2 separate regions of the Homo sapiens genome follow, and region 1 is linked to region 2. Evidence: read pairs that join two places in POLR2A ChIA-PET (ENCODE). Cell type or tissue: PC-9. All regions are shown on one strand.

The links. ChIA-PET counts read pairs that join two places held together with the same protein. Peaks named below come from ENCODE experiments on the same cell type or tissue, not always from the same donor. Only the 100,000 strongest peaks of a DNase experiment are listed, where the experiment ranks them.
Region 1: POLR2A ChIA-PET joins it to region 2 with 12 read pairs; 1 of 35 experiments calls an interaction of 5 or more read pairs at or near these places.

The regions. Positions count from the first base shown.
Region 1 is chr11:4,559,980-4,564,979 of GRCh38, forward strand. No RefSeq gene overlaps it. Among named protein-coding and RNA genes, the nearest start is that of C11orf40, 15 kb to the right of the region's middle. In PC-9, no CTCF peak of the experiment used is centred here; a DNase peak (open chromatin) is centred at 702; H3K27ac peaks cover 381 bases.
Region 2 is chr11:4,132,117-4,137,116 of GRCh38, forward strand. RRM1 (ribonucleotide reductase catalytic subunit M1) reads left to right here. Exons shown (of 19, transcript NM_001033.5): 16 at 170-305; 17 at 1,447-1,542; 18 at 2,966-3,154. Among named protein-coding and RNA genes, the nearest start is that of RRM1, 40 kb to the left of the region's middle. In PC-9, no CTCF peak of the experiment used is centred here; a DNase peak (open chromatin) is centred at 2,935; H3K27ac peaks cover 1,289 bases.

The DNA of each region.
Region 1 (5,000 bases), 430 kb after region 2:
TCTTTCCTGCCTGCCAGCTCTGAAGAGAGCAGCTGATTCTGACAAGGGATTCTCACAGCACAGCGCACCAGATCTGTTAAGGGACAGACTGCCTTCTCAAGTGGGTCCCTGACCCCCATGCCTCCTGACTAGGAGAGGCCTCCCAACAAGGGTTGACACAGACACCTCATACAGGAGAGCTCTGACTGGCATTAGGCCAGTGCCCCTCTGGGATGAAGCTTCCAGAGAAAGGAGCAGACAGCAATGTTTGCTGTTCTGTAGACTCTACTGGTAATACCCAGGCAAACAGGGTCTGGAGTGGACCTCCAGCAAACTGCAGCAGACCTGCAGAAGAAGGGCCTGTTAGAAGAAAAACTAATAAACAGAAAGCAATAACGTCATCAAGACAGACCCCCATGCAAAAAACCCCATCCAAGTCATCAGCCTCAAAGATCAAAGGTAGATAAATTCTTGAAGATGAGGAAAAGTCAGCACAAAAATGTTGAAAATTCCAAAAACCAGAGTGCTTCTTCTCCAAATGATCACAACTCCTCTCCAGCAAGGGCACAAAACTGGACTGAGAATGAGATTGACAAATTGACAGAAGCAGGCTTCAGAAGGTGGGTAATAAACTCTTCTGAGCTAAAGGAGCATGTTTTAACCCAGTGCAATGAGGCCAAGAATCTTGATAAAAGGTTACAGGAATTGCTAACTAGAAGAACCAGTTTAGCGAAGAACATAAATGACCTGGGGGAGCTGAAAAAACAGCATGAGAACTTTGTGAAGCATACACAAACATCAGTAGCCAAATCAAATTAAGCAGAAGAAAAGATATGAGACTGAAGATCACCTTACTGAAAAATAAGGTGTGAAGACAAGATTAGGGAAAAAAGAATGAAAAGGAATGAACAAAGCCTCCAAGAAATATGGGACTATGTCAAAAGACCAAACCTATGTTTGACTGGGGTACATGAAAGTGACAGGGAGAATGGAACCAAGTTGGGAAACACACTTCAGGATATTATCCAGGAGAATTTCCCCAACCTAGCAAGACAGGCCAACATTGAAATTCAGAAAATACAGAGGCCACCACTAAGATACTCGAGAAGAACAACCTCAAGATACATAAGCATCAGACTCTCCAAGGTTAAAATGAAGGAAAAACTATTAAGGGCAGCCAGAGAGAAAGGTCAGGTTACCTACAAAGGGAAGCCGATCAGACTAACAGCAGATCTCTCTGCAGAAACTCTGCAAGCTGGAAGAGTGGGGCCCAATATTCAACACTCTTAAAAGAATTTGACCTAGAATTTCATATCCAGCCAAACTAAGCTTCATAAGCTGAGATATAAAATCCTTTACAGACAAGCAAATGCTGAAGGATTTTGTCACCACCAGGCCTGCCTTACAAGAGCTCCTGAAGGAAGCACTAAATATGGAAAGGAAAAACCAGCACCAGCCACTGCAAAAGTACACCAAAATATAAAGACCAATGACACTATGAAGAAACTGCAACTAACATGCAAAATAACCAGCTAGCATTATGATAACAGGATCAAATTCACACAGAACAATATTAACCTTAAATTTAAATGGGCTAAATGCCCCAATTAAAAGATACAGACTGGCAAATTGGATAGTCAAGACCTATCGGTGTGCTGTATTCAGGAGACCTAGTTCATATGCAAAGACACACATTCGTTCAAGAGAAAGGGATGGAGGAATATTTACCAAGCAAATGGAAAACAAAAAAGCAGGGGTTGCAATCCTAGTCTCTGATAAAACAGACTTTAAACCAACAAAGATCAAAAAAGATAAGGGCATTACATAAAGTTTACATTTATGTCATCAGTCCAACAAGAGCAGCTAACTCTCCTAAATATATATGCACCCAATTCAAGAGCACGTAGATTCATAAAACAAGTTCTTAGAGACCTACAAAGAGACTTAGACTCCCACACAATAATGGGAGACTTCAATACCCCACTATCAATATTAGACTGATCAACGAAACAGAAAATGAAGATATTCAGGACCTGAACTCAGCTTTGGACCAAGTGGACCTAATAGACATCTACAGAATCCTCTGCCACAAATCAATATACATGATTCTCAGCAACACACAGCACTTATTCTAAAATTGACCACATAATTGGAAGTAAAACACTCCTCAGCAAATGCAAAAGAATGGAAATCGTAAGTCTCAGACCACAGTGGAATCAAATTAGAACTCAGGATTAAAAAACTCAAAACCACACAACTGCATGGAAATTGAACAACCTGTTCCTGAATGACTACTGGGTAAATAATGAAATTAAGGCAGAAATAAAGTTTTTTGAAATCAATGAGAACAAAGACAACATACCAGGATCTGTGGGACACAGCTAAAGCAGTGTTAAGAGGGACATTTATAGCACTAAATACCCACATCAGAAAGCTGGAAAGATCTGAAATTGAGATCCTAACATCAAAATTAAAAGAACTTCAGAAGCAAGAGCAAACAAACTCAAATGCTAGCAGACAAGAAATAACTAAGGTCAGAGCAGAACTGAAGTAGAGACACTAAAAACACTTCAAAAAAAAAAAAAAAAAAACCAGCTCCTGATTTACTAAAGAGATTAACAAAATAGAACACTAGCTAGACTTTAATAAAGAGAAGAATCAAATAGACAATACACGATAAAGGGAATATCACCACTGATCCCACAGGAATACAAACTACCATCAGAGAATACTATAAACACCTCTATGCAAACTAGAAAATCTAGAGAAATGGATAAATTCCTGGACACTTACACCCTCCCAAGACTAAAACAGCAAGAAGTCAAATCCCTGAGTAGACCAATTAACAAGTTCTGAAATTGAGACAGTAATTAATAGTCTACCAACCAAAAAAAGCCCAGGACCAGATGTATTCACAGCCGAATTCTTCCAGAGGTACAAAGAGAAGCTGGTACCATTCCTTCTGAAACTACTCCAAGTAGAAAAAAAAGGACTCCTCCCTAACTCATTTTATGAGGACAGCATCATCCTGATGCCAAAAACCTGGCAGAAACACAACAAAAAGAAAATTTCGGGCCAGTATCCCTGATGAACATTGATGCAAAAATCCTCAATAAAATATTGGCAAACTGAATCCAGCAGCACATCAAAAAAGCTTATCCACCACGATCAAGTTGGCTTCATCCCTGGGATGCAAGGGTGGTTCAACATTGATTTATGCAAATCAATAAACATAATTCATCAAATAAACAGAACCAATGACAAAAACCAGATGATTATCTCAATAGATGTGGAAAAGGCCCTTGAAAAAATTCAACATCCTTCATGCTAAAATCTCTCGAACTAAGTATTGATGAAACATATCTCAAGATAAGAGCTATAACAACCCATAGCCAATATAATACTGAATGAGCAAAAGCTGGAAGCATCCCCCTTTGAAAACTGGCACAAGACAAGGATGCTGTCTCTCATCACTCCTATTCAACATAGTATTGGAAGTTCTGGCTAGGGCAATCAGGCAAGAGGAAGAAAAACGGTATTCAAATAGAAAAGAAGTCAAATTGTCTGTTTGCAGATGACATGATTGTGAATTTAGAAAACCCCATAGTCTCAGCCTCAAAACTCCTTAAGCTGGTAAGCAACTTCAGCAAAGTCTCAGGATACAAAATCAATGTGCAAAAATCACAAGCATTCCTATACACCAATAATAGACAAGCAGAGAGCCAAATCATGAATGAACTCCCATTCACAATTGCTACAAAGAGAATAAAATACCTAGGAATCCAACTTACAAGGGATGTGAAGGACCTCTTCAAGGAGAACTACAAACCAATGCTCAATGAAATGAGAGGGTACAAATAAATGGAAACACATTCCATGCTCATGGATAAGAAGAATCAGTATCATAAAAATGGCTATACTGCCCAAAGTAATTTATAGATTCAATGCTATTCCCATCAAGCTACCATTGACTTTCTTCACAGAATTAGAAAAAACTTTAAATTTCATATGGAACCAAAAAAGAGCCCATATCACCACGACAATCCTAAGAAACACCACACACCACACACCACACACAGCTGGAGGCATCATGCTACCTGACTTCAAACTATACTGCAAAGCTACAATAACCAAAACAGCATGGTACTGGTACCAAAACAGATGTATAGGCCAATGTAACAGAACAGAGGACTCAAATACCACCACACATCTACAACCATCTGACCTTCAAACAAACCTGACAAAAACAAGCAATGGGGAAAGGATTCCCTATTTAATAAGTGGTGCTGGGAAAACTGGCTAGCCATATGCAGAAAACTGAAACTGTACTCCTTCCTTACACCTCATACAAAAATTAACTCAAGATGGATTAAAAACTTTAGAAGAAAACCTAGGCAATACCATTCAGGACATAAGCATAGGCAAAGACTTCATGACAAGAACACCAAAAGCAATGGCAACAAAAGCCAAAATTGACAAATGGGATTAATTTAACTAGAAGGGCTTCTGCACAGCAAAAGAAACTATCAGAGTGAACAGGCAAACTACAGAATGGGAGAAAATTTTTGCAATCTACCATCTGACAAAGGACTAATATCCAGAATCTACAGGGAACTTAAATTTACAAGAAAAAACCCAACCCCATGAAGAAGTGGGCAAACGATATGAACAGACACTTCTGAGAAGACATTTATGAGGCCAAACACGAAAAATAGCTCATTACTGGTCGTTAGAGAAACGCAAATCAAAACCACAATGAGATACAATCGCACACCAGTTAGACTGGCGATTTTTAAAAAGTCAGGAAACAACAGATGCTGGAGAGGATGTGGAGAAGTAGGAATGCTTTTACACTGTTGGTGGGAGTGTAGATTAGTTCAACCATCATGGAAGACAGTGTGGCAATTCCTCAAGCATCTAGAACCAGAAATACCATTTGACCCAGCAATCCCATTACTGGGTATATACCCAAAGGATGATAAAGTCATTCTACTAGAAAGACACACGCATATGTATGTTTA
Region 2 (5,000 bases):
CCTCCCTGTAGGAGTTTAATTTGAAAGTCAACGTGTGAGTTCAATGCATGTACGATGTTACATTTACATTTACTACATTTATCTACATTTACTACAGTGACTTAAAGTAGCTGCTTTCCTGGCAGATTGTAGCTTTGGGACTAGTACCTGATAATCTCCTTTTCTTTAGGTATGGTATAAGAAACAGTTTACTTATTGCCCCGATGCCTACAGCTTCCACTGCTCAGATCCTGGGGAATAATGAGTCCATTGAACCTTACACCAGCAACATCTATACTCGCAGAGTCTTGTCAGGAGAATTTCAGGTGAGCAGTTCACAACCAGCCTTACAGGGAGATCTTTCAAAAGCCTGATGTTGGGAGTAAATGCTCACTCATGTTTAATTTGCCCATTTTCTTAGTTTGGGTGCAAACTTTGATAAAGACAGTCATCTTCATCTCTAATATTATTATTTGTTATTAATATTTCAGCACAATAGGCATTTAATAAATAATCTGTTGAAAGAATGAGTGAATGAGGGTCGAGTATGAAAGTAAGTTGTTGATAGTTAAACATGATGTTTAACCATTATGTAATCATAGTGATATATTCTATAACTTCTCCCAGATGCTTAAGTTAGGATACTCAAAATGTATAAAGAAGTATCATTTAAGGCAGTGGTTCTCAGACTTGGTTACCAATTAGAATTTATGGTGGGTGAGACCAGTGGTTTTTTCTTTGTTTTTAAGGTTCCCAGGTAATTCTTATGTGTAGCTAGGGTTGAGAACCTCAATTTAAAAGACTATTTGTGAATTTCCAGATATCTTGAAGTAAAGTTCTGTAAAGTTCGAGAAGGATACGTTTCCAATTTTTTTAACCTAAGTATTTATAGATTTACCCATCTTAGGCGCTATTCTTTTCACTTTTGCAAACGCCATATGTTTCTTTTTTAATGAAAATATTTTTTCAGCTTTATTAAGGTATAATTGACAATAAAAATTGTGTATAAAACCAAGGTATACAGTGTAATGATTAGATATGTGTATATATTATATAACGATTACCACACCACAATGTTTTTGTTGTCGATACTGTTTTTGAGAAAATGTCTCACTTTGTCACCCAGGCTGGAGTGCAGTGGCATGATCTTGGCTCACTGCAGCCTCTGCCTCCTGGGTTCAAGCAATTCTCATGCCTCAGCCTCCTGAGTAGCTGGGATTACAGGCATGCTGCGCCACCATGCCTGGCTAATTATATTGTTTCTTGAATAACAGATGTCAAGATCTTAAAGGAATATAGCTTTCGTGTGGTGGCATTGATGTCTCGTCTTTATAAAAGATAGAATTTACCAAGCAATCTAGCATTAAATAACTCTTAAGTGATTTTAGTTTAAGCTTCAAAGCTGTAGTCTTTTCTAAGCAGTCACTGTTATTTATTTCTTCATACATTTTCTGCTTTTCCATTCAGATTGTAAATCCTCACTTATTGAAAGATCTTACCGAGCGGGGCCTATGGCATGAAGAGATGAAAAACCAGATTATTGCATGCAATGGCTCTATTCAGGTATAGAATGAAAATGAAGTGTGCTCTGCAGGGGCTGAGTTGGACATTGTGGTACCTCCTCACTCATGCTAGACAATGGAGAGAATGACTTCATTGTGTTCATCTAGGTTTTGCTTGTGTAGCTCTGTTCACCTCTGCATTGTTGTGCTAGGATTGTACACATCTTTACATAACCCTTACCATCTTGTTTTTATGCAATAATATAAAAAAGTAGTTCTCAATTTTTCTGCATCTTAGAATCAACTGGGGAGCTTTTAAAATCCTGAAGCTTAGGTTGCATTCCTTACCAATTAAATGTCTAGGAACAGGAACCAGACATCAATTTTTTTTTTTTTTTTTTTTTTTTGAGACGAAGTCTCTGTCGCCCAGGCTGGAGTGCAGTGGTGGAATCATGGCTCACTGCAACCTCTGCCTCCTAGGTTCAAGCGATTCTCCTGCCTCAGCCTCCCAAGTAGCTGGGATTACAGGTGCCTGCCACCACGCCCGGCTGTTTTTTGTATTTTTAGTAGAGACAGGGTTTCACCATATTGGCCAGGCTCCTGACCTCAGGTGATCCGCCTGCCTTGGCCTCCCAGGGTGCTAGGATTACATGCATGAGCCACCGTGCCTGGCCTCAGACATCAATAATTTTTAAAGATTCTTTTGGTGATTCCAAAGTATATCAAAATTTGGGGGATCATAGATAGAAAGACTGAAATTAAGAGAGTCAAGCTTAATTAAAAATCATGGTTGACGACTGATAGTCCAAAAGACAGAGTCACAAATCGTGTAAATATTTGCAACTAAGAGTCAAGAGGCATTTATTTGCAGATAGAGGTGTCTGGCTAAATGTTGGTCTGCTTAGCAACACAGATGAAGAGTCCTATAACAGTTCCATATTTAATGACAGAAACTGTAGCATTAGCCAGTCTGTGTGTTTTAATGAAAGTTAACCCTAGGCCTAAGAAAACCTGATTTTGGATTCCAAAGGGAGTTTGAAATCCTAGCTTATTTAAAGGGTTTTATCTCATTGCTTCCCTTGGTCCCTGTGAATTACAGCCCTTATTTTTTGTGTTTTCTGCAAAACTCAAGGGTCATTTATTGCTGCTTAGCTCTGACTTTTCCTTTCTTTAAGTGCCTCTAGAAGAATGAATGTTTGGGTCATAAATCAATTAAAAAATTAAAAAATTGGTTTATGACCAACAAAAAAGGGATGCTGAAATTACTATCACCAGATTGATATTTGGTTGGTTAGATGGGGGTTTTGTTCAACTTTCTAAATAGTCTTGGTAAACTTGATAAGGATCATATCATATGATACTGAATGGTAAGGTCAGATCTGGCAGGAAGTAAAATGAAGATCAAAGCTTGTGTCACTATTCTATTAATCATACACTGCTTTCTTTAACTGGAGTAAAGTAAACATTGGGTTTTCCTTCTTTAGAGCATACCAGAAATTCCTGATGACCTGAAGCAACTTTATAAAACTGTGTGGGAAATCTCTCAGAAAACTGTTCTCAAGATGGCAGCTGAGAGAGGTGCTTTCATTGATCAAAGCCAATCTTTGAACATCCACATTGCTGAGCCTAACTATGGCAAACTCACTAGTATGCACTTCTACGGCTGGAAGCAGGTTGGTAGAGAATATCAAGGAGTACTTAATTGCCAGCTTGAGATATTTTGGCATTGGAATGATTTTATGTTTTAGCCACCTATTAAATATTATCACCTAGAAGTTCTTTAAGTTCAAATCCAGAACGTTAAAACCAACCCATGGTTTTTGTACCAGAACAGGGTCTTGCCTTGGATTTTCTTGTTTCTGTTAGGTTTATTTCCTTCTTAGGTTTGAAACCTTGTAGTTACCTGTGATGCTTTCCTTCCTTTACTGTCCGTACAATTACCAAGTTGTGTTGATTGTTCCTTTGTATTATTTCTTAAATATCTTCCTTCCTTTTCTGCTGCTGTTATTCTAAACTGACCTTATTGCTTCTAGGATCTCTGCTCCCAGCCATTTTGTGTGCATTACCACCATTCCTCAGATAAAACTTTGCACACGTCAACCCGCTATTCAAAAACATCCATTGTTTTCTCACTTTATAAAGTGAAAGCCAGCTTACTTAGCTAGTCGTTGCCAGCTGTAAAGTCTGGTGATTTTGGATTATGTTCTTATTCCCTGATAATGTATTGGGTATTTAAGTAGAATTATAAATTTGTTTTTTAATTTAACATTTATTGAACATCTAGTATGTGCCAGGACTGAGGATACTGAATAGAAGATGATGATCTTTATCTTTGAAGTCTTATAGTCTGTTGTTACACAGAGACACAGTCTAGCTCTCTAAACAGTTATAACCTAAGGCAGACATATTGTCTTGGGCAAACCTGGAAGTCATATGCATAAAAACAAAGACAAAAGAATAAAAATGTTTGACCTTTCCAAAGAGATAAGCCTGTTTTAGGAGTGAAAAGAACAGGATATTTCTGTCTGACTCACAAAGCATTTTTGAGAGTACTCCTAGAGGAGATAGAATTCCAAGTTTAAAAAAAGTTTGATCTGGTTCATGGGAATGTATTTTATTTTATGTATGTATGTATGTATTTTGAGACAGAGACTCACTCTGTTGCCCCGGCTGGAGTACAGCGGCATGATCTTGGCTCACTGCAACCTCTGTCCTGGGTTCAAGTGATTCTCATGTCTTAGCCTCCTGAGTAGCTAGGATCACAGGTGTGTGCCAACACACCTGGCTAATTTTTGTATTTTTATTAGAGATGGGGTTTTGCCATGTTGGCCAGGCTGGTCTCAAACTCCTGGCCTCAAGCAATTCACCTGCCTCGGCCTCCCAAAGTGCTCGAATTACAGGTGTGAGCCACTGTGCCTGGCCAGGAATGTATTTTATTTTATTTTAATATTATTGTTTTATTTTATTTTATACTTTTTTAGACGGAGTCTCGCTCTGTTGCCCAGGCTGGAGTGCAATGATACAGTCTTGGCTCACTGCAACCTCAGCCTCCTGAGTAGCTGAAATTTATAGGCATGTACTACCCCTCTTGGGGGATTACAGGCATGAGCCACAGCGCCCAGCCAGGAATGTATTTTTTTGTTTGTTTGTTTGTTTGTTTTTTCTTTTTATTTATTTATTTATTTATTTTTATTGATCATTCTTGGGTGTTTCTCACAGAGGGGGATTTGGCAGGGTCATAGGACAATAGTAGAGGGAGGGTCAGCAGATAAACAAGTGAACAAAGGTCTCTGGTTTTCCTAGGCAGAGGACCCTGCGGCCTTCCGCAGTGTTTGTGTCCCTGGGTACTTGAGATTAGGGAGTGGTGATGACTCTTAACGAGCATGCTGCCTTCAAGCATCTGTTTAACAAAGCACATCTTGCACCGCCCTTAATCCATTTAACCCTGAGTGGACACAGCACATGTTTCAGAGAGCACAGGGTTGGGGGTAAGGTCACTGATCAACAGGCTCACAAGGC